Regions from separate parts of the Homo sapiens genome. Here region 1 is linked to region 2. Evidence: read pairs that join two places in POLR2A ChIA-PET (ENCODE). Cell type or tissue: A673. All regions are shown on one strand. Each heading gives the region's core, and the rest is flanking DNA. Links, peaks and the distances in the headings are about the cores only.

What was found. Peaks named below come from ENCODE experiments on the same cell type or tissue, not always from the same donor. Only the 100,000 strongest peaks of a DNase experiment are listed, where the experiment ranks them.
Region 1: POLR2A ChIA-PET joins it to region 2 with 7 read pairs; 3 of 35 experiments call an interaction of 5 or more read pairs at or near these places.

What each region holds. Positions count from the first base shown.
Region 1 is chr16:26,657,316-26,672,752 of GRCh38, forward strand. No RefSeq gene overlaps it. Among named protein-coding and RNA genes, the nearest start is that of LINC02195, 70 kb to the left of the region's middle. In A673, for the core only: a CTCF peak has its summit at 8,468; DNase peaks (open chromatin) are centred at 8,036, 8,476 and 10,926; H3K27ac peaks cover 3,620 bases.
Region 2 is chr16:26,721,614-26,737,050 of GRCh38, forward strand. No RefSeq gene overlaps it. Among named protein-coding and RNA genes, the nearest start is that of LINC02195, 130 kb to the left of the region's middle. In A673, for the core only: no CTCF peak of the experiment used is centred there; a DNase peak (open chromatin) is centred at 6,388.

The sequences.
Region 1 (15,437 bases), core at 3,812-11,811, 63 kb before region 2:
GCATGGATGGGAGTTCAGGATCCCTACTAGGTATCTACTATAACCACCCTGCCTGGGAAGGGGAAGTAAGCCATGTTTCTGCTCCCTATGTGGCCTCCACTGACATCACAAAGTGTGACCTCATTACTGCTGAGCAAAGGTAAAAGTTCTGACACTCCATTAAGCCTCTACAGATGTTCTCCCTGTTAGGAAGTGGATAGATACCTAATATCACTGAGTGGGAAGGGAAATCCAGGCTACCCATATGGCCTCCACTGACACCACTGAAGCAGAGGAGTTTGTGTACCTCATTACAGCCTGAGGAGGGTAGAAATTTAGGCTCTCCCTTCCATCTTGCTGATGGAAATGGGAATGAAGTGACAATTTTTTTTCTATGGTTTATGGCTAGAGTACAGCAGTTATTGTCTACAAGTTTTTATCTTGCCAAGCTGTCCCCTTGTTGGTCCTTTGGCTACAGACCATAGTCTTTTCTTGGAACTTTATCTGCATCAATTGGCATTTCTGGGTTTACGATTTCTCCAATCCATAGTCTTGGATGTATGAACCCTAGGGAACTCACCATCAAGCAATTCTTCAGGTTTTGAGGTTCTTAGCCAGTCTGCCTTCTTCTCTCCATCTTCCAGTTTTTTGTGTTCATTTTATACACAATTCCCAGGTGTTTTCAGTGTACATACTGGGAGGAATGAGGAAAAGTGTGTCCATTCCACCTTATCAGAAGTGGAAGTCCCATGATTAAATTATTTTTAATATTTATGCATTTATTGATCAGTAGGTCTGTTCATGTGGCTCAAAATTAAAGACACAGAAGAAAGTATAATAAAAATTCAATGCTCACCTCTATTACCCCAGTTACTCAGTTTCTGTTCCTAGAGTTAAACAGATGGTATTAGCTTCCTGTGTACCCTTTCAGAGGTAGTTTATTCATATACATAGAAGTTCATATATAAAACTTTCTGTTTATTTTACATAAATAGTAAAATCCTAAACACACTGATTTGGTGCTTAATTTTTTTCGACTGAATGAAAAAGGTGATCATTAGGCACTTTCTTTTACCTTTTTATTTTTAAATAATTGTAAATTCACAGAAACGTGAAAAGAAATTTACAGGTAATTCCCATGCACCATTCTCCACTCTTTCACAACGTTAACATTTTTTACAACTACAGTACAACACCAAAACCAAGAAGTCCACATGGGTACAATCCACAGACCTCCACAGGCTTTATTCAGATTGCACAGTTACATATGCACTCATGGGAAGGTGGGGTGCATGTGTTATTACCTGCAATGATGTCACATCTCTACCCTTGTGTAACCATCACCACATCAAGTTACCCAATTGCATCATTGTAAGACTCCCTCATGTTATCCCTCTATAGCCACGTGCATCCTTTCACCCCATCCCTAACCATCTCTATAATTAGATTATTTCATGCATGTTACATAAATGGAATCATTCCTTTCGACATACTTTTAAGACTTAGCATGATTTCCTTGAGGTCCATCTAAGTTGTTGAGTGCATTAAGCAGCCCAATTCTCCTGTTAGAGCCCATTATTAAAAAGTTCTTAAGATGCACTAAGTTCTCTCTTGTGCCTTCTACCACTTGCTCTCATCACTAGTTCATTTCTACCAGTAGTTCATGCCTTTGTATTAACTATTTGTATTCTGTAGTATGAACATTCCACAGTTTGTTTAACAATTTATCCATTAAAGGACATGTGAGACGTTTCCACCTTGAGGCTATTATGAATAAAGCTTCCATGAATATTCATGTCCAAGTTCCTGAATGAGCCTTCATTTCTTTCAGATATACACCCAAGGGTGGAGTTGTTGGTTCATATGGTAAGTTCCTGTCTAGCTTTGAAAAGAAGCACCAAACGAGGTTTCAGAGTGGCTGCCTCATTTACATTCCCAATAGCAATGCATGAGTGATTTATTAATAGTGTCTCTACATCTTTATTCACTAATTTATATCTAATTTTTTTAATTGATGTAATTCACATACTTAAAATTCACCTTATTAAAGTAGACAACTCGGTGGTTTTTCGTGTACTCACAAAGTTGTACAACCATTGCCACTATCTCATTCTAGAACATTTTCATCATCTCAAAAAGAAACCCCATACCTATTAACAGCCATTTTCCATTCTATCCTTCTCCCAGCCTATAGTGACCATTACTTATTAAACACTTTCCCCTCAGTCCTTCAGTTTTGAAATAAAATATCTAAATTATTTTTCCTACTTCAAAATATATAAAATTTAATTGGATATGAATATACCCACACCCAATAGAATGGAAGCTTCATGTGGCCAAGGGTTTTATTTAGTCAATTTTGTTCATTGATGAACTTTTTGGTGCCCAGAACAGATTCTGGCATATGGTAGTTCCTTCATATTCAGCTCTCTGAGTATAAGAAAATGAAATAAGAAATTCATGAATGAATGAAAAAATTGCTGAGGGCCATTGTATTAAATTCCACACTGATCATGGACAAAAGTTTCTATTATTGTTGAACATCAGAAAAACCTGAGAAGCTTGTCAAAGATATATATTCTTAGGCTCCAGTCCAGAGATCTTCTGAATCCAAGCCTCCAGGTATGGGGCCTGAGATTATTCATTTTTTTAATTTTTATTTTTTTTTATTTTTGAGACAGAGTTTCACTCTTATTGCCCAGGCTGGAGTGCAATGGGGCGATCTCAGCTCACTGCAACCTCCGCCTCGCAGGTTCAAGCGATTCTCCTGTCTCGGCCTCCCAAGTAGCTGGGATTACAGGCATGCGCCACCACACCCAGCCAATTTTGTATTTTTAGTAGAGACGGGGTTTCTCCATGTTGGTCAGGCTGGTCTCAAACTCCCAACATCAGGTGATCCGCCCATCTCGGCCTCCCAAAGTGCTGGGATTACAGGCCTGAGCCACCACACCCGGCCGAGATTATTCATTTTTAATCAACACTCCTGGTGGTGCATGTATAACTAGTTCCACCCCAGTGCACAGGCTAGAGTTTCTAAATCATCAAGGTGGCTAGTATGGTGGAATAGATGCTGAGTACACAACCTGAGCCTTGCTAGCAGGTGGTGGATTTATGTATCCTTCTTTCTCAGAGGAATGCGAATGGAGAAAAATAATTCTATCAAAAGGATGTCTCTTTGCGGGAGGCAGTGTAATATATTAGGAAGAGGGGGTACTTTGAAACTGAAGAAATAGAAGTTTGAATTCAGACTCAGTTACTCACTAGCTGAGTTGGGCACATTGTTTGGCCTCTCTGGCAAGTTCCATTTTCTGTTAAAAAGGCTAAATAATGTTACCCAATCCAGATTGCTGCCCTGAGGATTAAGTGAGCTGACACATACAACACACAAACGTGTGTACATGTGTACACACACCCACCACCACCACCACGACCACACCATACATTAACTTTCAGTCTTCCAGTGATGGAATCAGAACACAAGAATTTCATCATTAAAATGTTCCTTAAAACTATCACCTCCTCTGACTCTTATAATAGATATCTCTTCTTCAGCTATTTCAACAGATGATCACACAGTCTCTACTTGAATGCCTCCAATGCCAGGTGCCTCACTACTTGATAAAGCAGCCTAATTCTCCTGTTAGATCTCGTTATTAGAAAGTTCTTTTTAGGATGGACCAGGTTCTTCCTGCTTGTGGTTTCTACCACTTGTTCTCATTTCTGTCCTGGAGCCCTGAAGAATGAGAAAATCCCTTTCCACCTCACAATCTTTCTTGTTAACCAGACTTGCACTGGATAATCATAGCTTGGCAGTATATTATCTGCAGGGTGGTGTATCACACGATTGGATTCTTTCATGTGGACATTCTGCTTTGCTCCTAGATTTGGAACAGTATAGAAAAGTCATACATATAAGTACCTTTAGAAGTCAGCCAGATAATAGAAAAAACTGAGATCAGCTAACTAAGCTCAATGGCAAAATGAAGATTCAATGACCCCCTAAAAAGAAACAGCTTCCACTCCATTTTAACTCCTCTTTCTCCAGTTGAAATCTGGCCTACTATTGTTAGATATGGATTTTTTAAGAGGTACCCAAATTTCATAATTTTACTTTAAAATAAGACCTAAGTGGAAGAAATTTCCCTTGAGTCTCAGATGAGATTTTGGAATTTGGACTTTATATTGGAATGGGTTAAGACTCTGGGGGACTATTGAGAAGAGATGATTTTGCAATGTGAAAAGGACATTCCATCTGGGGGTCCAGGGATGGAACAATATGGTTTGGATATTTGTCCCTTCCAAATCTCATGTTGGAATGTGTATTCCTTTTTTTTCTTGTAGATTTGTTTAAGTTCTTTATCAATGCTGTTTATTAGACCATTGTCAGATGTATCGTTTGCAAATATTTTTTTCCCATTCTGTAGGTTGTCTGTTTACTCTGTTGATAGTTTCTTTTGCTGTGCAGAAGCTCTTTTGTTTAATTAGATTTCATTTGCCAATTTTGGGATTTTTTCTATTGCTTTTGGTTTCTTTGTCATGAAATCTTTGTCCATTCCTATGTCCAGAATGGTATTGCCTAGATTGTCTTCCAGAGTTTTTATAGTTTGGGGTTTTATACTTAAGTCTTTGACCCATCTTGAGTTGATTTTTGTATATAGTGTAAGGAAGGGATCCAGCTTCCATCTTCTGCATATGGCTAGCCAGTTATCCCAGAAACCATTTATGGAATAAGGAGTCCTTTTCCCATTGCTTCTTTTTGTCAGCTTTGTTGAAGACCAGATGGTTGTGGGCATGTGGCCTTATTTCTGGGTTTTCTATTCTGTTCCCTTGGTCTATGTGTCTGTTTTGTGTCAACACCATGGGGTTTTGGTTACTGTAGCCCTGTAGTGTAGTTTGAAGTCAGATAGTGTGAGGTTTGCTCTTTTTGTTTAGGATTGCCTTGGCTCTTCAGGCTCTTTTTTGGTTTCACATGAATTTTTAAATGGTTTTTTTTCTGGTTCTTTGAAGACTGTCATTGGTAGTTTTTTTTGTTTCTTTCTTTTTTCTTTTTTTTTTTTTTTTTTTGAGACGGAATCTTGCTCTGTCACCCAGGCTGGAATGCAGTGGCATGATCTCGGCTCACTGCAAGCTCCACCTCCTGGGTTCATGGCATTCTCCTGCTTCAGCCTGCCGAGTAGCTGGGACTACAGGTGCCCACCACCATGCCAAGCTAATTTTTTAATATTTTTTAGTAGAGACAGGGTTTCACCATGTTAGCCAGGATGGTCTTGATCTCCTGACCTCGTGATCCGCCCACCTCAGCCTCCCAAAGTACTGGGATTACAGGCATGAGCCACCACGCCTGGCCTGTCATTGGTAATTTAATAGAAATACCATTAAATCTATAAATTGTTTTGGGCAGTATGGCAGTTTTAATAATATTGAGTCTTCCTATTCATGAGCATGAAATGCTTTTCCATTTGTTTGGGTCATCTCTGATTTCTTGGAGAAGTGTTTTGTAATTCTCATTGTAGAAATCTTTCACCTCCTTGCTTAGCTGTATTCATAGGTATTTTATTTTTGTGGCAATTGTGAATAGAATTGTATTCCTGATTTGGGTCTCACAAAACAGACTAATACAGATGTCTTCCGCAACCATCTGATGGAGAGGACTGGTTGGATGCCGAAGACCAACAGATGGGCACCTTCTTCTTCTGCAGTTCAGACAGCCTGGAAGCTCCAGGCTAAAAGGACTACAAGGTCTCTCCACGTAAGGGCTGGCATCTCCTCAAATAAAAGACCCATGGAAATCAGCCCTGACTGGTCTCTCTTCCCCTGATCCTGCCATATTTCCTTAGCCTGCTCTTCCCTGTGTTGTGCTGAAAGGAATGGGGAAGAGCAGATTAAGCAGGTGGCTGACTTGAATTTTTCTCCTGGCCTGAAATTCTTGGCAGAGGCCAAGAAGAAAGTGACAGGTGAAAGTAGAAGTGAGTGAACCAGAGGCCTCAGCACATGCACATCTGTCCTGTTCATACCAAAGCCTGAGTCTCTGAAGGAGAGCAGGAAGAAAAAACTTGGCTAGGAGGTGTCTGCTTTGAGAATGTATTGGGTGGGGGTTGGAGGTGGCGACCCACATCATGTGAGCTATGGCACTTCACTCCAGTGAGGCCAACAGGCTTTGGTGGATACACATCAGGAGACAACCATAGCATTTGGAAAAGCTCCTTCTGTGTATGTCAGGACCAACGTGGGGGCCATTAAACAACTGCTTAAGAGGAAGGAAAGAAGAAAAGGGGAACTGGAAGGAAGGAGGGAAGGAAGGAAGGAAGGAAAGAAGGAAGGAAAAATGGGATGGAGGGACGGAGGAATGAAGATGGGGAGGGAGGGAAGGGAGAAGAAGGGAAGAATTCAGACACAGAGACAAACTTTCACCCCACAAATATTATTTAAATGCCTCCTATGGACCAAGTACTGTGTTAGGCATCAGGGACAGAGATGCTTACACTGAAGGCAGAGAAAGAGAACAATAAAATCCACAACTTTTCAGGTTGTGAAAAGTTCTTGGAAGTAAAAAAAAAAAAAAAAAAAAAAGAAAAAAAAAAGCAAGGTGCTGTGCTTTTGTGCTTTCATCGGATGGTTAGGAAGGACATTTCTCAGTGGGTGACATTGCAGGCTGGATGTGAACAAAGGGAGCGAGCCAGCTAAGCAAAGATCCCGGGATGGAGATTTCCAGGAGATGAGTGGCTTGTTCCAGGAACAGCCCAGGAACAGCAAAAGAGTTGGTGGCTGGGGAAGAAGTACAAGAAGCAGCAGGAAGCAAGATTATAAGATTTCCTGTGGCCTGAGCATGAGGAGGAGGCGGTGGAAGGTTCAGAACAGAGGAGGGACGTGATTTGATGGTACATTTTCAACAGGATCCCTCTGGCTGCCAGGTTGAGCAGAGGTGCAGCTGGACACACATGAAGCCCAGGGCTGTTAGGATGCCACTGCCCTCATCCAGATGGACACACACCAGCACCACCACTCATCAGCTCCTCACACTGAGCAAGACACTGTTTGGTTTGGTTTGGTTTGGCTAAGGACAGGGTCTCACCCTGTCACCCAGGCTGGAGTCCAGTGGTGCAATCATAGCGCACTGCAGCTTTGAACTCCTAGACTCAAGGGATCCTCCAGCCTCAGCCTCCTGAGTAGCTGGGACTACAGGTGCGTGCCACCATGCCCAGCTAATTTTTGTATTTTTAGTAGAGATGGGATTTCACCATGTTGGCCACGATGGTCTCGAACTCTTGACTCTGCCCCCTCTCGGCCTCCCAAAGTCCTGAGATTACAGGCGTGAGCCACCGCGCCTGGTCAAAACGTATATATTTTTTAAGAGACAGGTCTCGCTCAATCATCCAGGCTGGAGTACTGTGGCATAATTATAGTTCACTGCAGCCTCGAATTCCTGAGCTCAAGCGATCCTCCCACTTCAGCCTTCCAAAGTGCTGGGATTACAGGCGTGAGCCACCATGTCTGGCCATCAAGGCACAAGTTGATGGCATCTGAGAGATGTAGCAGCAACATGGTCAGCACTTGTGACCATGGACTTGGGTTTATCCTAGCGCTGTCTCCTCCAGCTAGACTGTGCTCCATGAGAACAGGGATCACATCTGTTTTTCTTGACAGATGTGCCCTCAGTATCCAGAAGAGCATCTGGCATAAAAATATGACCATGATTATGTAAAATGGTAGCATTAGCGGAAACTGGGTAATAAGTGTGTGGGAACTCTAATTATTTACATTATCTTGTAACTTTTCTTTCAAATAAAAACAATTAACAATAATGCTGGCAGACAAAAAAAAAAAAAAGTCAAAGTGGGTTCTAAAAAATGCAAACCTGGCTTGTTGCTTCTGTCATTCCTGAGCTTCACCCAAAGCTCCAGACCATATATCTGAGCTCTGCAATAAACATCTGCCATGTCTAAGTCGAGATAATGCCTCGCACCCGGCTTATGGAGAACTCCCTGACGTCACCCAACCTCCCTTGTTGGGTGCACCTGCCTGGGCAAGGCAATTGAAGGATTTTATTATAATAGCACTTTGCAGAGCTCACTCGACCCGTCAAAATAATTGTTTGACTTAATGTGAAATCTGAGCTCCACAGCTGCGTGAGTCTGTCCTCCCGGGGAACTCAGGCTGGCTGCTGCTGGTGCACATTTTAGCATCTCAAATTAACAGCAGTTTGGAAGTCTCCCTAATTAGTTACAGCACTGCTCGAGGTGTCATTTTATTTTTTTTTATTTTTATTTTTTATGAGCCCAATAACATATTGCCATTTAAGTTTCTGGAAGACAGGGAGCTATAAATAAATAAAATTATAATTTGCTTGAAGTCTATCACACAGATATACTAAGTTCAGAAGTAAGTTTTAATTTGACTAATGAGATGAAACTTTTCTCTGCAGAGTGTGGGCTGTGGGTATGACTGTTGCTCAGAGGGTGGCATGCCTCAAAACGCCTGGGAGACAGCGCAGCCCAGAGACAAAGAAGAAAGCTGATCTACTCCACGGAATTCACGCCTGGGGTCTCATAACCAGGACTCACATTCAGATCTTGGTTCTGCTGCTTCTTAGCCAGAAGTCCACAGGCCTATCCCCTCCTCTTCTTCAGCTTCAGTCTCCTCTTATATCCAAGGAGGAGGAAAGTGCCTATGCTTCTCTCAGAGGTTTGTGTGAACATCTTACATATGTGAAAACAGCCCATACCAGAAATCCAGTGGTGTGGTACAGTGGTTAAGGAATTCTACATAGAAGCCAGACTGCTTGAGTTCAAATCCTGCCCTATTTATTACCTAGCTGTGTCAATTCAGGCAAATTACTTAGTCTCTCTATGTCTCACTTCCTTCACCTCTTAAAAACTATATAAGCCACCAGGCACAGTTGCTCACACCTGTAATCCCAGCACTTTGGGAGGCCAAGGCAGGTGGATTGCGAGGTCAGGAGTTCGAGACCAGCCTGGCCAACATGGTGAAACCCTGTCTCTATTAAAAATACCAAAATTAGCCGGGTATGGTGGCTCACGCCTGTAATCCCAGCTACTCGGGAGGCTGAGGTAGGAGAATTGCTTGACCCCGGGAAGCAGAGGTTGCAGTGAGCCGAGATGGTGCCACTGCACTCCAGCCTGGGCGACAGAGCGACACTCCATCTCAAAAACAAACAAACAAAACTACATAAGCTTCTTGAGTAAATTAATGAATATATCCAAATTGCATAGAATTTACAAAGACCTCCTAACAAACTCTATAATTCTTATCTACAGCATGTATGTTCGACAGGGAGCAAAGAAACCTCAGATATTACAGTGGTTTTTGTGCCCCAGATATTACAATGGTGTGTGGGCCTCCAAAAAGCCACATTATACAAACAGTGTTTTGGGAGTGTTAAAATCTAACAGGAAGGAGGCTGTTAGGGGAAAGGTTGAGAGTCACTAAAGCAGTAATCTGTAGTCATCACTATAATTTTAACTGTGTAAAGTGCATCACGAATGTCCCTTGTCTGATTTCAACTGCTGTGATATAAGGCTCTGGGGTCAGATGGGCCTACATTTAAATCCACCCTTCTCCTTACTAGCTGTGTGATCCTGGCTAGTCACTACACTTCTCTGTTCCTGAGTTTTTGTATCCGTAAAATGGAGCTAATAAAGTTGTCGTAAGGATGAAAAAAAATAATGCACGCTAAGTGCTTAGGACAATGCCTGCCAACCTATAAGCACTCAATATAAGCGGCTATTATTAAGATTATTTTCATCATTATTTTATCAAGCACTTAGCACACACTGGGCACGGGATAAATGATGGCTCAGGAGTGCTTCCAAACAGACTCCTGGCTGGCAGGTTCTCAGGCTCTTCCTCGCTTTCTCTAATGATTGCAGGGAAATGCTGCTGTTTGCTATGCAAATATTTTACTGTGACTCTGTAATCATAATATCACACTACCAAGTGGACTGCGACAAGACCAACACTCCGATGTGGGAACTTTGCAGTTGCTTGTTGATTCCTGGCAGATCCGTGGGAGCTGCAGGAGCAGCCAGCCGGCTTCTTGCTGCCCGGGCACATTTCAGGAGACGATGTCTTATTAGCACTGCCCTGCACGGGGGCTTCCTCTTACACAGTCAATTACTGCTCAGCTGTGATGCCGTAAAGAAAGGGCCCACTTTTAAATAATCAATATGGAATTAAAGTGATTGAAAAGTGCATCTCTCCACTCCAGGGTTCCCACAGAGCAGAAGGAATTCTCAATTTGTGCTCAGCGGGGAGCCATTGAAGAATCGAGCGCAGCCGAGACCTACCCCTCCGCATCCAGAGGCCAAGACCCGTGTCCTGACCCCTGCCACCTACAGGGCCATCTTGGCTGCTTGCAAACTCTTCAGGGTTCATCTGGGATGTTCCTTTTTCCTGCTCAAAATGGCTTCTCCAGATCAAATCTAAATCCCTTGTGTTGCCGATGAAATCCTTTTTTTTAAATTTTTTTTGTTTTTGTTTTTTAGAGATGGAATCTCACTCTGTCACCCAGGCTGGAGGGTAAGGGTGCAGTTATAGCTCACTGCAGCTTCGACCGCCTGGGCTCAAGTGATCCTCCCACCTTTGCTTCCTGAGTACCTGGGGCTACAAGTAGACACCACCATGTAGCTGGCCTAAGTCCAGCTGCTCACTGCTCAGAGGCTGAAAATATGAGAAACCAGGTACAGTGAAAAGAAAGCAACATTATTAATCAAATGCCAGCAGATGGGAGATAACCAGACTTCTACCTCAAAGAAGACATCTCAGTCTTTTGGGCTGAGTGAAGGGGTTTAACAAGGAAAAGGCGTGGGAAACCCATCAGAGTGGTACAAGAGGGCGGAGGTCTACATGTCTTGTTTCCACGTGTTATCTTGAGGAATCAACCATCTGGAGGTCTGGTTTGCATTATCCTGACTCCAACCCGGAAGTCGTGGGCTAACTTTAACTCCCCATAAGAGGGAGAATTCTGCAGCGGGGTCTCTCTGCCTCCTTTGTTGCAAAATTGGCCCCTGGAATTTCTAAGCAAGCACATAATTAGATAAGTGAGCACTGTTCACGGAAGTGCCTGGTGGGAAAGGCAGAAACAAAGAGTTTCAAAGTATGTTTCGAGGCTGCAAGCAAAAAAGAAAAACAAAAAAGTTTTAAAATGCATTTTGAGGCTGGGATACTCGGTGACAACCATGCACAGCTAATTTTTTTACTCTTTTATAGAGACAAGTAGAATCCAGTTTTCTCGGGGTCTTGGGAAGTCCTAAACACAGCCTCCAGTTGGTCATGCAGAGTAGATGTGGGGACATTGCAGGCAGGCATCCCAGCTTAGTTCTTCCAACCCACTCAGTCTGCCAAGGACAGATATGGAGGGGTGACCTGCCAGCCTAGCTGTCCAAGACCATGGGGAAGCATCTACATTGGAGTCAAGTCTTTAAACCCATTGTGGAGCATTCACCAGGAGTCACTGCTGTCTGGAGAGTGAAATTCCTGTTTGTAGACAGCAGCCTCCTTGGGCAGAATCAGGGTTCAAGTCTAGATCTCAACCAGGTCCTCTGTTTTGCAGTGTATTAGTTTGCCATGGCTGCCATAACAAAATACCACGTCTAGACTGGTTGACTTAACCAAGAGAAATTTACTTTCTCACATTCCTGGATGCAAGAAGTCCAAGGTCAAGGTGCCAGCATGTTTAGTTGCTTCTGAAGCCTGTCTCATTGGCTAGAAGATGCCCACCATTTCAATGTCTTCACATGGTCTTTGCTCTGTGTGCACACATTATGGATGTCTCTGTGTGTGTCCAAATTGCATCTTCTTAAAAAGACACTAGTTAGGTTGGATTAAAGCCCACCCTAGGCCAGGTGCAGTGGCTCACACCTGTAATCCCAGCACTTTGGGAGGCCAAGGCGGGCAGATCACGAGATCAGGAGATCGAGGCCATCCTGGCCAACATGGTGAAATCCCATCTCTACTAAAAATACAAAAATTAGCTGGGTGTGGTGGTGTACGCCTGTAATCCCAGCTACTCTGGAGGCTGAGCCAGGAGAATGGCTTGAAACCGGGAGGCAGAGATTGCAGTGAGCCGAGATCGTGCCACTGCACTCCAGCCTGATGACAGAGCGAGACTCCATCTAAAAAAAAAAAAAAAAGACTTCATCTCCAAATACAGTCACATTCTGAGGTACTGGAGTTAGGGCTTAAACATATACATTTTGGGGAAATGCAATTCAACCCATAACACTCTGCCCTCTGGACTCCCGAAATTCACATCCTTCTCACTTGCAAAATACATTCACCCTCATCCCCACACCCTACAAGTCTTGACCCGTGCTGGCATGAACTCTAAGTTCCAAATCTTATCTAAATCTCATCTAAATCAGATGTGGCTGAGACTCAAGGTGTGATTCATTCTGAGGCAGAACTCCTCTCCAGCTGTGAACCTATTCTTTTTCATTTTTATTTTAGATTTGGTGGGTACATGTGCAGGTGTGTCACAAGGGTATGTTGCATGATGCTAAGGTTTGGGCTTCCATTGATCCCGTCACCCAGAGAGTGAGAATAGTATCCAATAGTTATTTTTGTTTTGTTATTTTGTTTGTTTGTTGTTGTTGTTGTTTTTGAGACAGAGTCTCGCTCTGTCCTCCAGGCTGGAGTACAGTGGCACGATCTCGGCTCACTGCAACCTCCACCCCCCCAGGGTCAAGTGATTTTTGTGCCTCAGCCTCCTGAGTAGCTGGGATTACAAGTGTGAGCCACCATGTCCAGCCCCAATAGGTAGTTTTTCAGCCCTTTCCCCACTTCCTCCTTCCATTTTTGGGGGGTCCCTAATGTCTATTGTTCCCTAGCTTTATGTCCATGTGTACCCAAGGTATAGCTCCCACTCATAAGTGAAAACATGTGGTATTCAATTTTCTGTTTCTGCATTAATTCGCTTAGAATAATGACCTCCAGTTGCATTCATGTTGCTGAAAAAGACATGATTTTGTTCTTTTTATGGCTGTATATTACTCCATGGTGTATATGTACCACATTTTATTTATCCAACCCACCACTGATGTGAACTTAGGTTGAGTCCATGTCTTTCTATTGTGAACGGCCCAGCTGTGAACCTATTAAACAAAAAAGTGATCTGCTTCCAAAATACAATGGTGGCACAGGCATAGTATAGACATTCTGGTTCCAAAGGGAAAAAAGAAGAAAGGTTCATGGGTCCCAAGCAAGCCTGGCCCAATAAAACCAAAGAGGTATCCCCCAGGTACTGACGAGGAGACAGCCTTGCCTTTGTGGTCATTCTTTCCTTTTCTTGAAGGGTAAGAACGTTCTCATCTGGATAGCTCTAATGTCCTGTCCTGTAGAATCCCAGAAGTCTGACAGCCTTTCTCTCATCTCTGAGCCTCAGTCCAAGCTGGTAGCATTTCTGTTTCTGCATTAATTCACTTAGAATAATGGCCTCTAGCTGCATTCATGTTGATGAAAAATACACGATTTTGTTTTTTATGGTTGTATAGTATTCCATAGAATATACGTACCACATTTTATGTGTTCAATCCACCATTGATGGGTGCATAGGCTGAGATGGTTGTGAGATCCTTGAGTGACACCCACAGTATCTTTTTCCTGTGATTGTCCAGTCACGCCCTTGGGATTCTCCCCAGAACAAGCTTTCTCACTTGCTGCCATATGGATAGGCTGAGAAATTTCCCAATTTTTACGTTTTGGTTCTGTGTTGCTTAACACTTTCTTCTTCAATGTCTCTCTCTCCTTTTGCATTTTGCCGTAAGCAATCAGGAGAAAGCTGGCTGCACCTTCAATATTGTGCTTCAACAGTTTCGATTTCTGAAATCTCCTCTGCCAAATATCCAAGTGCTTCACTCACAGGATCCACCTTCTGCAAAACACTAGAACACAATTCAGCCAACCTCTTTGCCACTTATAATAAGGATCTCCTTCTCTCTAGTGTCCAATAGCACGTTCTTTATTTCCATCTGCGACCTCGTAGAAGCAGCTTTAACACCTGTATTTCTATCATGAGTCTCTTCAACACAATCTGGGCTTTTTTCTATAACACGTGCTTCACAACTCTTCCAGCCTCTAGCTAATACTCAACGCCAAAGGCATTTCCACAGTTTTAGGTACTTGTTACATCAGCACCCCACTTCTCTGTACCAAAATCTGCATTCATTTTCTAGGGCTGCCCTAACAAAATACCACAGGCTGGATGGCTTCAACAGCGGGCATTTGTTTCCTCACAGTTCTGGAATGTAGAAGTCCATGATCAAAGTATTGACTGGTTTCATTTCTCCGGAGGCCTCTCTCCTTGGCTTGCAGATGGACACCTTCTTGCTGTGTCCCCATGTGGCCTCTCCTCTGTGTCTACATTCATGGTGTCTCTGTGTGTCTGAATTTCCCCTTTTTAGAAGGACACCAGTCAGATGGAACAAGGGCCCACCTCAAGCAGCTCACTTTCATTTAATCCCCTCTTTAAAGGCCCTGTCACCAAATACAGTCACATTCTGAGGTACTGGGAGTTAGGACTTCAACATATTAATTTCGGGTTTGGAGAGAGGGGACACAGTTAAGACCATAATAATCAGAAAGAGCTATTTTCTCTCTCTCCCCTGCCCCCCCCCACCACCTTTCTCAGGCTCTCTGTCTCTTTCAACATCATCTGTAAAATAAGGGGATGTACAGTCGTATACTAAAGACTCTCCATGTCTCTGTGATGCAGTAAGGATACCTGTTTATCCCTACATTAAGGCCAGAGTTGCAGCTCAGAACAGCCAAGGAGGAAGGCGTAGAATGGAACGAGAAAGCTGTGAAATTATCTTTAGTTCTCTGACCACATAATTCTTTCCTCCCTGGACGCATTATTCTTTCTGTCATTTAATAAAGTGGCTCCAAGATTATGAGAGAAGGAAAATCACCACCTCATGTCCTTTGGGCTCCCTGAGGGATTATGGGATTTTGCATAATTAAATATGAGCCATGTAATTTCCCACCTGCTCACCTCCATTGTATATTGTATTTTGCCCCCTCACAATGTCTCAGCTCCTATTTCAAGTGGAAAATGTGATTCACGGTGACAAAAATGCTTCCTCCTTCACCTCCCCCTGTGGCTTCCCCCACCCCCGTTCTCTGCGTGGCTCCTACCGCTTCCTCAGCCCACATCTTGCTGCCAGTCTCTGCTTCTCAGCCCACATATTCCAAAACCTGCCTCGGAATGCAAACTGGGGTACCAGAAGCCTTCCACACTGCTCAGAATGAGGCCTGGGCAGTAGGAGAGCAGGCTGCTCAGGATCCATGTCCGGCTCCGCAAAATATCTCACTCTTCCAGGCCTCTGTTCATTCATCTGCAGAAAGAGCTAAGCTTAAATTATTTTCTTGACTGGTTCTCATGGAGGTATAAAGAGTCCTGTTACTGCCCAGGCTATTAAGTGCTTTACAAACTATAAAGTGCG
Region 2 (15,437 bases), core at 2,847-10,846:
CAACAAGAAGACCTCCCCCGACCCTCCTCCTCATGTTGAGTTTGTGGCATGAATAAGAAATAAACTTGCGGGCTGGTCTCAGCGGCTCATGCCTGTAATCCCAGCACTTTGGGAGGCCGAGGTGGGTGGATCACCTGAGGTCAGGAATTCGAGGCCAGCCTGACCAACAAGGTGAAACCCTGTCTCTACTAAAAATACAAAAAATTAGCCGGGCGTGGTTGCAGGCGCCTGTAGTCCCAGCTACTTGGGAGGCTGAGACTGGAGAATTGGCTGAACCTGGGAGGCGGAGGTTGCAGTGAGCCGAGATTGCGCCACTGCACTCCAGCCTGGGAGATGGAGCGAGACTCCATCTCAAAAAGAAAGGAAGGAGGGAAGGAAGGAAGGAAGGAAGGAAGGAAGGAAGGAAGGAAGGAAGGAAGGAAGGAAGGAAGGAAGGAAGGAAGGAAGGAAGGAAGGAAGGAAGGAAGGAAGGGAAATAAACTTGCATGCGGTTAAGGCACTGGATTGTGAGGGCTATTTGTTACTGCAAAGTAATACAACCTATCCTGATTCAAGAATGCAGCAGAATGGAGTGGAGTGGATTAGAAAGCATTCATCACACATAGTGAGGGTAAGTATTGCTATGGTAAACTTCTGTTTCAATTGTGGGTGTGTGTGTGTGTGTATGTGTGCGCACATGCACCCCGGATTATAAAGTATAATTTCTTTCTTTTCTTTTCTTTTCTTTTCTTTTCTTTTCTTTTCTTTTCTTTTCTTTTCTTTTCTGTTCTCTTTTCTTTTCTTTTCTTTTCTTTCTTTCTTTCTTTCTTTCTTTCTTTCTTTCTTTCTTTCTTTCTTTCTTTCTTTCTTTTCTTTCTTTCTTTCGTTTTGAGACTGAGTCTCACTCTATTGCCCAGGCTGGAGTACAGTGGCACGATCTGGCTCACTGCAACCTCCACCTCCTGGGTTCAAGCGATTCTCATGCCTCAGCCTCCCTAGTAGCTGGGATTATAGACTCCGCCACCAAAGCCAGCTAATTTTTGTATTTTTTAGTAGAAAACGGGTTTCACCATGTTGGCCAGGTTGGTCTCGAACTCCTGACCTCAAGTGATCCACCCGCCTCGGCCTCCCAAAAAAATATATTTTTTATGGTAGTTCTCAAACATTTTATCATGACCCACAGTACGAATTGTGCTGTATTTCATAACACAAGCATGCATACACATGCTCATGGAACCTCACTTCAATCACATTCTTATTCCAACCACACTGATCTCTGGTTGGTTCCTTTTCCCCCAGTTCCCTTGGGTGGCCGGATTTTTCCTTGCATTCAGGTCTTAGCTGAAATGCCACATTCCTTCCAGAGTGGCCTTTCTGAGTACTAAATCTAACTTAGAGTTTCTCAGACACTATCAATCCGTTCTATTTGCAGTATTTATTGTAATCTGGTCTTTTCTCATTGGTTTGCATGTGGGCTTGTTTGTCCATCTCCTTGAACACCTCTCATGTTTCCCCCTCTGGCACTTAGTAAGGACTTATGATCAGAGAACCATGTTGATATAAGAGGATTTACTCCTCTGGAAGGCACAGAGGATGCTACCAAAATTCTATCCTCTCCCTCTATTTCCCAGTCTCACGTGTGCTTATGTTGGGGTCCGTAGGACAATTGCACTGTCAATAGAAACTATATATGTCCCTTCTGGCATGTGGCCATCAAATACCAATGTGGTACTTCCTTCAGCCTTCTCTTCCCATCCTGCTGCAATTTGGAGGCCCTATGTTTCAGGTAGCATGGTCACACGATATAAAACAGCCTTATCCCAGCACTTTGGGAGACCAAGGTGAGTGTATCGCTTGAGCCCAGGAGTTCAAGACCAGTCTCGGCAACACGGCAAAACCCCATCTCTACAAAACAATAGAAAAAAATGTAGCTGGGTATAGTGGCATAAGCCTGTAGTCCCAGCTACTTGGGAGGCTGAGATGGGAGGATGAATTGAGCCCAGGAGGTTGAGGCTGCAGTGAACTATGATCACATGGCTGCATTTTCCAGCCTGTGCAACAGAGTGACATCCTGTCTCCAAAAAACAAACAAACAAAAAACAAAAACCCAGTCTCCTAATCACAATAGAACTCCACCTGAGGTATTCAATGACTTTCATTGTCTTAAGCCAGCTGAAATTTTAGGGTCTATTTTTTACTGCAGCAAAGTGTAGCCCAGGCTGACTCATGCCACTCTCGAACTTTACCCAGCCCCTGCTCTCATTTAGGAATCTTCACAAAAAGGTGACTCTGCATTTTACAAGGTTAAGTATTTGGAATCCACTTATGGATTGATGGTAGGGTATCCATGGTTGAATAGAATAAATACATATTCATGTATAAAAATGAAGAAAATGAAAGTATTTGCATCTGACTAGCCCAGCAGCTGCCTCTAAAAGGCAGAAAAGCCTGGTTGCTCATTAGGCATGTTTCCCTGTCCTTGAGCTTAGCAAGAGGGGATCCATCCAAACTGAATTCATCACCTTCCAGTGATTTCCTCTCCAGCACGGACAATAGCATCAATTAGAACCCAGGATGAATGTAGGTAAAACTTTATTCCAACAAGGATTCAACCTGCCTTGTTTCTAATTACTCATTTATTTCCCTCACAAACAATGTCGATAGCCCAGATGCCGCTTCTGCAGAGCAGCGTGTGCTCCCCCAGGAAGGGGGCTGGAGGAGACAGCCAGTGTGGTGTGAAGGTTTCCATGGTAATTACACACCTACCTCCAGAAGGCGCTGCCCAGTGAAATCCGTAGTTAGCCACCAGCCAGCTAATTAGAAGAGGCCTTTGGCACTTGCTCATGTTCCGGAACATTTCTTCCTGGTCAGTTAGGAATGGGTGGTCAAGGCTTCATCCAGACAAGCCCAAGTCTCTTTAGCCCCAAACCCCAGGGAAAGTCACAGGCATGAAGGGAGAGTAATGTATTCCATTGGCGCATGGAGAACAGACGCTTGACAGCCTTTTTTTCTGCATCTGGCAAACATGAAGGTCATTTAGTAGCAATGACCCTGGGTCACAGGCGTGGGGACCGTGAAGGGAGGGAGAGACCCAACCATTCACAGCAAAACCCAGGGAGTAACTGAGAGTTCAGGGGAGAAAGTGCTGCCTCTAGGGGAAAAATTTTGGGGGGAGGTGGGCAAGGAAAGACTCTGGATCTAATGAAGTATTTTGGTGTTCATGGACATGCAACCGGGGCTCCACGCTCAGGAAGTTCAAGCTTGGGCTGGGTGTGGTGGCTCACGCCTGTAATACCAGCACTTGGGGAGGCCAAGGTGGGTGGATCACTTGAGATCAGGAGTTTGAGACCAGCCTGGCCAACATGGTGAAACCCCATCTCTACTAAAAATACAAAAATTAGCCAGGCTGGTGGCAGGCACCTGTAGTCCCAGCTACTTGGGAGGCTGAGGCACAAGAATCGCTTGAACCCAGGAGGTGGAGGTTGCAGTGAGCTGAGATTGCAACACTGCACTCCAGCCTGGGTGACAGAGCAAGACTCCATCTCAAAAAAAAAAAAAAAGAAAAGAAAGTTCAAGCTTGGTTGAACACTGTGCTGTCATTATCTTAAACTTTTTAGTACTTTTTAAAGAAGTGGTCTTGCATTTTCATTGTCACTGTGCCCCAAAAATTTATGTAGCTGATTCTGGGAGCTCAGGTGGACAGGTGTTCTAAGCAGGTAAATTAAGGCAGCAGGCTATGGATATGGAGAAAGCCCCTAGGAACACAAGCAACCAGGACTCCTAGGCCACCAGGTACTGGATCCAGGGCACTGTCCTGAGGCCCAGATGAGGATTATGACTAACTGTGGCTCTGGAGTTGAAAAGACGTGGGGCTTAAATCCAGCTTGGTCAGTCACTTCTCGTGTGGTCTCGGATAAATGACCTAAGTCTTCTGCAAATCAGTGTTCTTATCGATGATATGGAATGCTAATAGTAGCAATTTCATAGGGTGATGGTAAAGACTGGCGCATAATTTTTGCTTCATAAGTGTTACCTAATACCCTCATGCTTCTCACTGATATTGTATGATTCTTCTTTTTTTTTTCCTGAGATGGAGTCTCACTGTGTCACCAGGCTGGAGTGCAATGGCGCGATCTCGGCTCACTGCAACCACTGACTCCCTGGTTCAAGCGATTTTCCTGCCTCAGCCTCCCGAGTAGCTGGGATCACAGGCACGTGCCACCATGCCCAACTAATTTTTGTAAGTCTTTTTACTAGAGACGGGGTTTCACCATGTTGGCCAGGATGGTCTCGATCTCCTGACCTTGTGATGCACCCGCCTTGGCCTCCCAAAGTGCTGGGATTACAGGTGTAAGCCACCGTGCCTGGCCGTATGATTCTTATACTTCCATCCTCATATGGTTATAAGGCCACCTGCTGGGGCTCCTGTGCTATCCAGGTGACCCACAGACCTTGTTTTTCCTGCCAACAGCATCCTAAAGAAGACCAGGGAAGCCAACGCATTGCTCCTTTCCTCTGAATTCTCTCCTCCCAGTATCTTTCCTTTTGTGCAAGTTTTATCTCCATGACAGATTCTTAGCTCCACCTTTAAACCTTGAGAACCTATTCTCACCGTCTAATTTTACTAAGGAAGCTGACTTAGAGGTGACTGTCTTGTCCAAGGCCATCCAGTGGTCAGGAACAGAGCCACAGTCCTACCTTGGTCTTCCTCACCTTCTCTCCACACTGTTGTAGGAGACTGGGTAATGGTCCTTCATTCCCTCCAGCCCCAGAAAAGGACTTCAGCATGCTTCAGGTTTTTGGGATCTGCTCTCTTCTCATAAATTCATTCTAATTCCCCCACCATATAGTTATCACCAGGAAAATCCAGCACCTCTTAATTGGGGGCTGGTCAGAGCGAGACTCTGAGTGTGAGGCATCAGTGAGCAGGAGGATCTGCTTATTTTAAGCAGCAGTGAGCTGTATGGGATGCTAATTGGCAAACAAAAAGGCTGTTCAAGCCTGAGCTGAATTTGGCTCATCCTGCCAAGGAAAGGCAGCCCCATCCACAGGTTGGAAAAAGGAGAGACAGTGAGGGGACACCCGCTTCCTTATGAACCTGAAAAAAGAAAGCTAATGTATCCAGCTCTCCAAGTTTTCAGAAAAGCACAGGCTTTGGCATCAAATGGAACTGTGTTAAATTTGTCCTCTGTTGTTTACTAGCTGTGTGACAATTAGCAGGTTACTCTCCCTCTCTGAATATTTTTCTTACCTGTATCATGAAGCTAATAATGTGTACTTTTCAGGGTCATTGTGGTAGTTAAATAAAATAATCCATTTCATTCATAAAGTACTTAGCACTGGCACCAGACACATGTCCATCACCACGATCAAGATATCACTATCATCAATATTAGCAAAGAGCAGTGAGATTCTTTGGATCTGTCCTCAGTTCTTCCTGGTGATTTGGAAGTGCAGGGGCATTGAATGGCATCAATAATGCTTATCAGAATAATAGAAGTAGTAATAAAAGAAGGAGAGAGACGGCCAGGCATGATGGCTCACCCTGTAATCCAGCACTTTGGGAGGCTGATGCGGGAGGATCGCTTGAACTCAGGAGTTCTATACTAGCCTGGGAAACATAGTGAGACCACTTCTCTACAAAAAATGTAAAAATTAGCCAGAGTGGCCGGATGCAGTGACTCACACCTGTAATCCTAGCACTTTGGGAGGCCAAGGCGGGTGGATTGCCTGAGCTCAGGAGTTTGAGACAAGCCTGGGCAACACGGTGAAACCCTGTCTCTACTAAAATACAAAAAATTAGCCTGGCATGGCGCACCTGTAGTCCCAGCTACTCGGGAGGCTGAGGCAGGAGAATCATTTGAACCCGGGAGGCGGAGGTTGCAATGAGCCGAGATCACGCCACTGCTCTCCAGCCTGGGCGACAGAGTGAGACTCCATCTCCAAAAAAAAAAAAAAAAAAATTAGCCAGAGCATGGTGGTATACACCTGTAGCTCCAGCTACTTGGGAGGCTGAGGTGGGAGGATTGCTTGGGCCCAGAAGGTCGAGGCTGCAGTCAGCCATGATCCCCCCACTGCACTCCAGCCTGGGTGAAAAAGTGTGACCTTGTCTTCTCTAAAAAAAAAAAAAAAAAAAGGTAAAATAGGAGAGAGACATTAATATTCAGGCAACCTGACTTTGGCCCAGAAAGCATATGTGGCCATTCACCCCAGGCCCGGTAGCAGCAAAAGCAGTTAGGAAAGACCTTTCAGTGGTTCCTGGAAGCCCTGGTTCCCTTGGGCAGGGACGAAGAGGACACCACAAGGGAAAAGGAGTGAACAGTGGCAGGAAAACGAATCGGGGAGTTGGGAGGAGCTGCCTGCCATTAATCATCATGAAGAATAGGGCCTGGAGAGCTGCCATTGGCTCCACGGTGATTAATGACCTTTTTAATTTCTCTGCGCATTGTCCCAATTATGCAGGGGCACGGAGGGAGGCCCCGCTTTCCCTGGGGAAGCAGGGAGGTCTATGCAGTGCCCTGGAGTGAGACAGAGGACGGCTGTGGGGAGACCCGGAGTTGTTTTCCAAAGAGCTTGGACCCAGAGGGCAGGGCTGGGAGGACTTGCAGCCCAGATTTCAGAACTTGGCCAGTGAGAGACAGCCTGGTCTCTAGAGAAGGCTGGTGATGGACACCACTCTTACCCTGAAACTCAGTGCAAAAAGTAGAATCATTTTCTTACAGGCTCAAGTAAATTTTCAGTTTGAGTTCCCATACTTCTCTGGTGACAGAATCTTACTCTTGTTCCTGACATGTGTCTAAGTTCTGGGTGTCAAGCATGGGCTGGGAGTCTGAAGCAAGGGGCTACTTAAGATTCTTGACCAGGCAACTACGTTCCGGTTCATCCATCATCCGGTCAGACCCTCAGTTGTCAGTCCATGGAGGCTGCTGCTACAAAACCTCGCATTTCTGTTCACATCCAATGGCTCTCTCTTTGTTGTTACTATGCACCGAGGAGCAATGGGCATCTCGTAAAAGCTATCTATGGTCCCAACTACTGAGAAAGACTTTCAGATCTGCCTAAGCTCTGTGACCCTCCAAAGTGATGTTCTATTGAGAGTCAAGATGTTAGGGCTACCTCTGACTTATGCCAATCTCTCTCTCATCATCCCTCCTCTTCTCTCCGCAGCTCAGCCCAGGGCAGCGCACAGTGCATCGACCACCCTTTCCTGGTTCCACAGACGCTGGGCATAGAGCCAGTCCTCTAAGCTTTGGCCTCCACCAAGAGTTCAGGCTTTTCCAGCACAAAAGCCAGAGACTAGCAGGTTAGTTTTGGTTGCCACCCTGCAGAATTAAGCACAGTACTAAAGTGGGAGTTCGCTTGCTTTCTCTCTCTCTCTCTCTCCTCCCCTCCTTAATTTTGAGAAGTAAGGTGGAGGAGGGAAGAGAAATAAAGAGAGAACCAATGGCTAATAGCTTATAAATATTATCCTGCCACATGTGCAGAATGCTATGGAAAGGTTCAGAAGGAATGAGCACATCCCATAGAAAAATCAATAAAATTGTTCATGCAGAGAGCAATATTTCTTCATTATTAAGAGCACAGGCTTTAGCGTCTGACAGATCCTGGTTCAGTCCTGGCCCCTATTTACTGCTGTGTCACCTTGAGCAACTGGATTGGTTTCCCCAATCCTCAGTGCTCTTCTCTGTAGAATGGGGATTACTGGGGGACGAGTTGGAATGGTGCATGTAGAAGGGCTTTGCAAAGTCCCATGGCCGTACCTACGACAAAGACAGAGCAATTTCATTTGTTAGAGATGGAAGGAGAGGGTGAGCAAATGGGGGAGAGAGTGAGCGAGTGGGTGAGAGAAGGTAGCTAAAATTTTGAAAATAAAAATGGGAGGCCAGGCGCAGTGGCTAACACCCATAATCCCAGCACTTTGGGAGGCTGAGGTACATGGATCACATGAGCTCAGGAGTTCGAGACCAGCCTGACGAACATGGCGAAACCCCGTCTCTATTAAAAATACAAAAATTAGCCAGGTGTGGTGGTCACGCCCATAATCCCAGCTACTCAGGAGGCTGAGGGAGGGAAATTGCTTGAACCCAGGAGACAGAGGTTGCAGTGAGCTGAGATCACACCACTGCACTCCAGCCTGGGCAACAGAGTGGGAGGCTCCATCTCAAAAAATAAATAAATAAATAAAATAAATAAAAGTAAAAACATAGAGAAGTTTGAGAGTTTGAGGTCTCACCTTAAGCCAGCCAGAGAAGTCACAGAGACAGGAAAGAAATTACAAGATCTAGAAGAAGTAAGGGAAGAGTAGTCGCTGGACTTGAATGGTTGGACCATGCCTCATGGACACAGTGGTGTCAGGAAGGAAGCACAAAGGAAACCCAAGGCAGTAGAAGGAAAGAGAAAGACACCATGACTTTCTCTTGGAAAGGAGAAACCATGACGAAGAAGTATGACATGAGAGAGACACCATGACTAAGAAGCATCTGAGGGAAAGAACGGTGACTCTTCTCTCCCTCTTCCTTCCTCTCTCCCTCCCTCTCTCCTTCTCACTCTCTCAAACACATACACACACACTCTTACAAATGCACATATGGAGAGAAATTCTCAGTGAGTCACAAACCCATCTCTCCTGAAAGTTTCTCAGCAACAAGGGAGACAAGGCTTGGGTTGGCTGAGTGGAGACTAAAGGCAGGAGATGGGTGAGGTAGCACTTTCCCAATTCCAAAGTGCAGATGCAGATCTGAGTCAGGAGTTGTGGGGGAACACACACCTCTGCCTGTCCAACAGGCTCCACATGGTGCTGATGCTGCTGTCAGTTAAATGCACTGTGTGGCAAGGGATGGGCCATGTGGCATTTAGCTGAGATGGCATTACTCAGGGAATTCAAGGGGCCTCCTTCATTGTGTGTTCTGGGAGATAAATTCCCATTCCTTCATCTCCAATAGTCCTCAATAATCTCTTGGTAACCTGGAAGTGGCAGGTCCCTTTGCTTTTTATTAACTGATTAAGTGGGAGAGAAATAAGGAAATCCAATCTGTCATTTAAGCTTCAGAGGTTGTCTTGGTTTCAGTGAGCCAAAGTTTCCACATCTCCAGGGGCCATATTCCCCCAGGAAAAGCTGTCATCCCTCCATTCTTCTCAGAAGTCAGAGAATGGGGACTGTCTTTCTCTCCTTCATTTTCCAGTTTTTGATCTTCCCCAGTCAGCACAACACACACACACACACACACACACACACACACACACTAGCACACATACTGCATGAGTGGAAATAAATAAATTTATTCTACTGAATAAAATAAAAGTCAAGCTCCTCATAATGTCATCCAAGGCCCTGAATTAGAATCCACCTTTCCTTGGTCCACCTCTCCTTGTATCTCTTTTCCTCCCTCACTAAGTTCCAGCCATAGTAGCCACCTTTCTGCTCCTCTAAGGCAGTGGTCCCCAACTCTGGCTGCTCCTTAGAGTGACCTGGGGAGGTCTTAAAATATATCAGTGCCCAGGTCAAGCCCCAGACCAATGAGCTCACAAGCTCTTGGGGATACAAAACAGGTATTCATAAATTCTAAAGCTCTCTAGGGGATTCCAATGTGCAGGCAGGTTGAGAATTACAGCTCTAAAGTTCAAGAGCTCCCTACTCTCAGCACTTTGCCTCCCTCCCTCTGCCCTGTCCTTTGCAGCTGACTCCAGCTCTTCTGTTAGCTCTCAACTCAAATGACTCCTCTTCAGTGAAGCCTTCCAGGAGCATCTTTGTTTCTTTCCTAGAATTTGTTATACTCTGTAATTTTCCTATTTATTTATATGTGTGTTTATTGTCTGTTTCCTACAGTTTAATGTTAGTCCCATAATGCCAAGAACCATGTCTGGTGTGGTTTGCTGCCATACCTAACATGTAACATAGTGTTTGATCCATAGTACGGGCTTATCAAATGGTTGGTGAATGATTGAAAGGCCATTCAATCATTCTTTATAGAACAATTCAGTGTCAGATGCCCGGAAGTTGCTACTTAGTTTAACTCACCTGTTCGTAGAATCACCCTAAGTAAGGAAGCCCCCAAGGCTTGGGCCTTCAGAAAGATGGTGTCTCATATGACTGTATATCTTTCCTTACCTTCACCTTCCATGATGTCTTCTTAGTCTGTAGTGCCCTCAACCTGGGGACTCCTCAGCTAAGCCTGCCAGCTCAGCATCCTCACCCAGTTCTCTTAAGAAGCCACATCACTCCAGAAAGGAGGAAAACATTTCTCTTCCAGTGTTTCCACCTTCTTGTATCATGTACGTTGTGGAACCCAATCACGCATTGAGGTCAACTCAAGGCTCCCAAGTGCTGAATTTGCTAGCTCAGCAAATGAGAAAAGGTGGTACTGGATCCAAAGAGAAGAGTATGTTTGAGGTGCTGTAATCCTAATTATCTTCCTATTCGCAGAAGAATTTCTCCACAATTCCCTGACAAGTATGCACCCTCATCAAAATCAATATTCGCTTCTACCAGAGCCATGCAGTCATAGTTTTATGGAAGGAAATCTAATCTCTCTTGTTAGCACAACTTTGTCGCTTCCTTTACTAAGCAATAACCCCATCATTATTAACTTAAGGACCATTCACTGATATGGTTTGGATCCATGTCCCCACCAAATCTCATGTTGAATTGTTTTTTGAAGTTTTTTTTGTTGGGTTTTGTTTTGTTTTGTTTTGAGACAGAGTTTTGCTCTGTTGCCCAGGCTGGAGTGCAGTGGCTCGATCTTGACTTGCTGCAACATCTGCCCCCCCGGGTTCAAGTGATTCTCTTGCCTCAGCCTCCTGAGTAGCTGGGATTACAGGCACCCCCCACCGTGTCCAGCTAATTTTTGTATTCTTAGTAGAAACGGGGTTTCACCATGTTGGCCAGGCTGGTCTCAAACTCCTGACCTCTAGTGATCTACTGGCCTCAGCCTCCCAAAGTGCTGAGATTTTAGGTATGAGCCACCATGCCTGGCCTTATGTTGAATTGTAATTCCCAGTGTTGGAGGTGAGGCTGGGTGGGAGGTGACTGGATCATGGGAATGGGTTTCTCATGAATGGTTTAGCACCATCTTCTTGGTGCTGTTCTCATGATAGTGATAGTGAGTGAATTCTCACGAGATCTGGTTGTTTAAAAGTGTGTGACACTTCCCCCTCACTGTCTTTTACTCCTGCTCTGGCCATGTGACGTGCCTGCTCCCCTTTCTCCTTCCGCCATGATTGTGAGTTTCCTTGGGCCTCCCCAGAAGCTGAGCAGATGCCAGCATCATGTTTCCTGTACAGCCTGCAGAACCATGATCCAATTAAACTTCTTTTCTTTATAAATCACCCAGTCTCAGATATTTCTTTATAGCAATGCAAGTACTGCCTAATACACTCACGCTTCTCTGAGTGGGGCTAACATGACTGGAAACATCATCAGCTGTGAATTCCTCTATCTTAACCTATCAGGGAAAGGAGTGTCAGATCCCCAAACCTCTCACCTATGGCTCCTCAGTTTATCTAAACATCCAGAAGAGCAGTCCTTCTTGGACTTTTTTTTTTTTTTTGAGATTGAGTCTTGTTCTGTCGCATAGGCTGGAGTGCAGTGGCACCATCTCTGCTCACTGCAAGCTCCGCCTCCTGGGTTCAGGCCATTCTCCTGCCTCAGCCTCCCGAGTAGCTGGGACTACAGGCGCCCACCACCACCTCTGGCTAACTTTTTGTATTTTTAGTAGAGACGGGGTTTCACCATGTTAGCCAGGATGGTCTTGATCTCCTGACCTCATGATCCGCCCACCTCAGCCTCCCAAAGTGCTGGGATTACAGGCATGAGCCACCACGCCCACCCCGAACTTTTCATATCCTCCCTAGCCCAACATGAGAGAAAGGAATATTCCCCCCTCTCCCCATGAGACATGCTCCCAGCAGAAATGACCAACCATAGAAAAAATAAGGTTATCTGCAGATTATGAGCTAATAGCTATAAAGTTTACAGCAGGGGGCCTGGTCCATGGTAGGTGGTTAATTAAAAAAAAAAAAAAGAAAGAAAGAAAAGAAAAGAGAAGTGCAGTTATTACTGCAGTTGCTGCTTCTACTTCTACTACCACTATTACTTGTGTCCCTAGCACTTAGCAAAAGACTTAGTATACATTAGCCACTTGATGAATGCTTGGTGAATAAATAAGTGAATGAAGGAAAAAGCTGAAGCACCTCTTAAAACTGTGTCATCCCACATTCCACAGATAGAAAAGCTGAGTCGTTGTTCTGATGCCAAGGCATTTACCTAAACTGTGCTCATGAGGCCAAAGCCCTGGCACTTGGCTGGTAATTTCCCTGCAATAGGCCTGCCCAGCCTTCTGAGGCTCAGGGAGGCACACATTCAACTCCTGTTGCCTGGGAGAATATTTACACAGGACACCACTGCACACAGTCATTAAAACAGGGCTCCAAAATTGATTTGCAGAAACCAAATTGCTAGTATGGGTAACTAAATGCCAAATCAGGACTTTATAGATCCCAAAAGGTTGATTCTCTGAAGATGACATTTTTGTTTTAGAATAAAGGGAAGGTACACCTACATTTAAAATTCTACTGAACCTGTTCAGGGTGGAGAAGAATCATCCAGTTGAAGCCTAGTGAAAAAGAAATGGTATTGGTATTTACTTTGAAATGAGCTTATGAATAAAGACATTCTTTTTGTTTTTGTTTTTGTTTTTGTGTGTGTGTGTGTGTGTGTGTGTGTGTGTGTGTTTGTGTGTGTGTGTTTTTGAGATGGAGTTTTGCCCTTGTTTCCCAGGCTGGAGTACAATGGTGTGACCTCGGCTCACCACAACCTCCACCTTCTGGGTTCAAGCGATTCTCCTGCCTCAGCCTCATGAGTAGCTGGGATTACAGGCATGTGCCACCATGCCCGGCTAATTTTGTATTTTTAGTAGAGACGGGGTTTCTCCATGTTGGTCAGGCTGGTCTCGAACTCCCCACCTCAGGTGATCTGCCCACCTTGGCCTCCCAAAGTGCTGGGATTACAGGCGTGAGCCACCACGCCCAGTCAGGACAAAGACATTCTTTTCTGATTGAACAAATAAGATAAAATACATTTTTGGCATATGCAGAGTTGGCCCAGCTCACACTCAAAAAAAAAAAAAAAGTTGCTATCTTATTTTCACTCTGGCATTGAAAGGAAAGTGATGTAAAACTGACAGAGAAAATAATAATTGCTACTGTTAACTGAGTAGTTATTCTGTAGCCGGTACTGCGCCAACAACATCATGATGATTATCTCGATTGTATTAACTTCTTTAGTCTGTTCAGAGAAGCCGAATTGTCCGAGGTTCCCCCAAAGGAAACTGAATGCTGGGCTTGAAACTCAAGTCTACCCGATTCCAAGAAGCCGTTCTCTAAACTGCTTCCTCCTAGGGCTTAGAGGAGATGAGCTTCTCCCCTACAGTATAGAATTATTTATTCAAATCACTGATGTAGGAGGTTGACGGGTACTGAGCTCTGGCATACTGCATCAAATAGCCCATTTCATTCAATCAGTCTCATCCAGCAACAATGGGGAAGGGTGGGAGGGAAATAATAATAAGAAAAGAAAACCCTACAACGTGGCCATTTTTTCTTAAATGGCTGAAGAACGATGAATGAGACCAAGAACTTTTCGACTCCTCCCCCAAAGTCATCTGTTGTTGAACAAAACTGGAAAAAGTTTCCCTAGAACTAGAATGAAAATCAAGATTAAGTTAAGCAGTGATTTTAAAACTCATAAAGACCAAATTTTTTAAAAATCTCAAGTTTCTACTAGGAATGTGCATTTCTCATTAATTCAAAAAAGAATTCTTGTTTTCCTACTCTGTGCCACCCTAGCTATTTGGGACTCATCTGTAAATAAAACAGACAAAAATCCTTGTCCTTAGGAAGCTGACACCCTCAGCAGTGGGATGTAGACAATGAAAATAAAAATAAATGAAAATTACATACTTGATAAAAAGTGATGTTACTACAGAAAAAAAAATAAGGTATGATAAAAGGGATAGAGCATGCTGGGAGAAGGAGACAATATTTGGGCAAATGTTTCAAGGAGGCTAAGGAACAAGCCAAGCAGGTGTTTCAGGAAAGTGTTTCAATTAGAGGACAGGGCAAGTGCAAAGGTCCTGTGGCAGAAATGTGGCTGGATGGAATGAAGAACAGCAAGGACATCAGCGCTGATGGAGAGAAGTAAACAAGGCGAAGAGAAACGGAAGAGGAGGTTTGTGATGGTTAATTTTATGTGTCAACTTGGCTGGGCTGAGGGATGCCTGGATAGCTGGTAAAACTCTTTTTGGGTGTGTCTGGGAGGATGTTTCTGGAAGAGGTTAGCATTTGAATGCGTGAAGACCTAATAAAGCAGATGGCCTTCACCAGTGCAGGCAGGCCTCATCATGCAGTCTATTGAGGTTCTGAATAGAGCAAAAAGTCGGAAAAAGGGCATATTTACTTTTTTCTTGGGCTAAGAGCTCCATCTCCCCCGCCCCCAGACGCTGGGTCTGGACTGGAACTACACCACTAGCTTTCCTGGGTCTCCATCTTGCAGACGGCAGATTGTAAGACTTCTTGGTCTCCAAAATCAGGTGAGCCAATCCCTCATACAAATCTCTTCCTGTAAATCAATAGGTCCTATTGTATTAGGTTGGTGCAAAAGTAATTGCAGTTTTTGCCATTACTTTCAATGGTAAAAACCGCAATTACTTTAGCACCAACCTAATATCTATTTCTTTGGAGGACCCTGGTAAATACGAAGTATTGAGGACAAAATTATGCTGGGTCTTAGAAGGCCCTTATAAGCACTTTAACTTTTACTCTGAATGAAATGTGGACCCATGGGCAGGTTTTGAGGAGAGGGGTGATCATGGTCTGATTTATGTCAACAACTCAGGAGGGAGGCCACTTAGGAGAGTATACAGGGAAGAGATGATGAGCAGTGCTGTCAACAGAGTGGGTGAAAAGTTGCCAGATTCAGCACAGATGTTGAAGGTATAACGAGCAGGCTTCTCTGAGGGTTTGCATGTGGGGTGCAAGAGAAGTCAAGAACTTCTCATGTTTTTGGCTTAAGATCTGGATAAATGGATTGCAATGAACTGGGATAAGGATAATCATTGTTCAGGCAGTTTTGGGGGGAAAGTCAAGAGGGCTCTAGATGTGGTAAACTTAAGATTACTACCCAACATTCCAAGTGAATAGTAGGTTGAGTATGCATTTAGATATATGAATCTAAGTTCAGGAGACAGGTCTGAATCCAGGAATCCAGGGATTCCCTCTCTTTTTTTCCTGTACTCTGGCTTTAAATAATACTTAGGTGCTGGTCATGCCAAAATCTGTAGCTCTAGCTCAGCCCTTGTGCCTGACTCTAGATTCATATAGACTGGCCAATGGTGAGATGGTATCTGGATACCATCTGAAATTCAGCATGGTCAGTGGAGAACTCTTGATTTTTCCCTCAAACT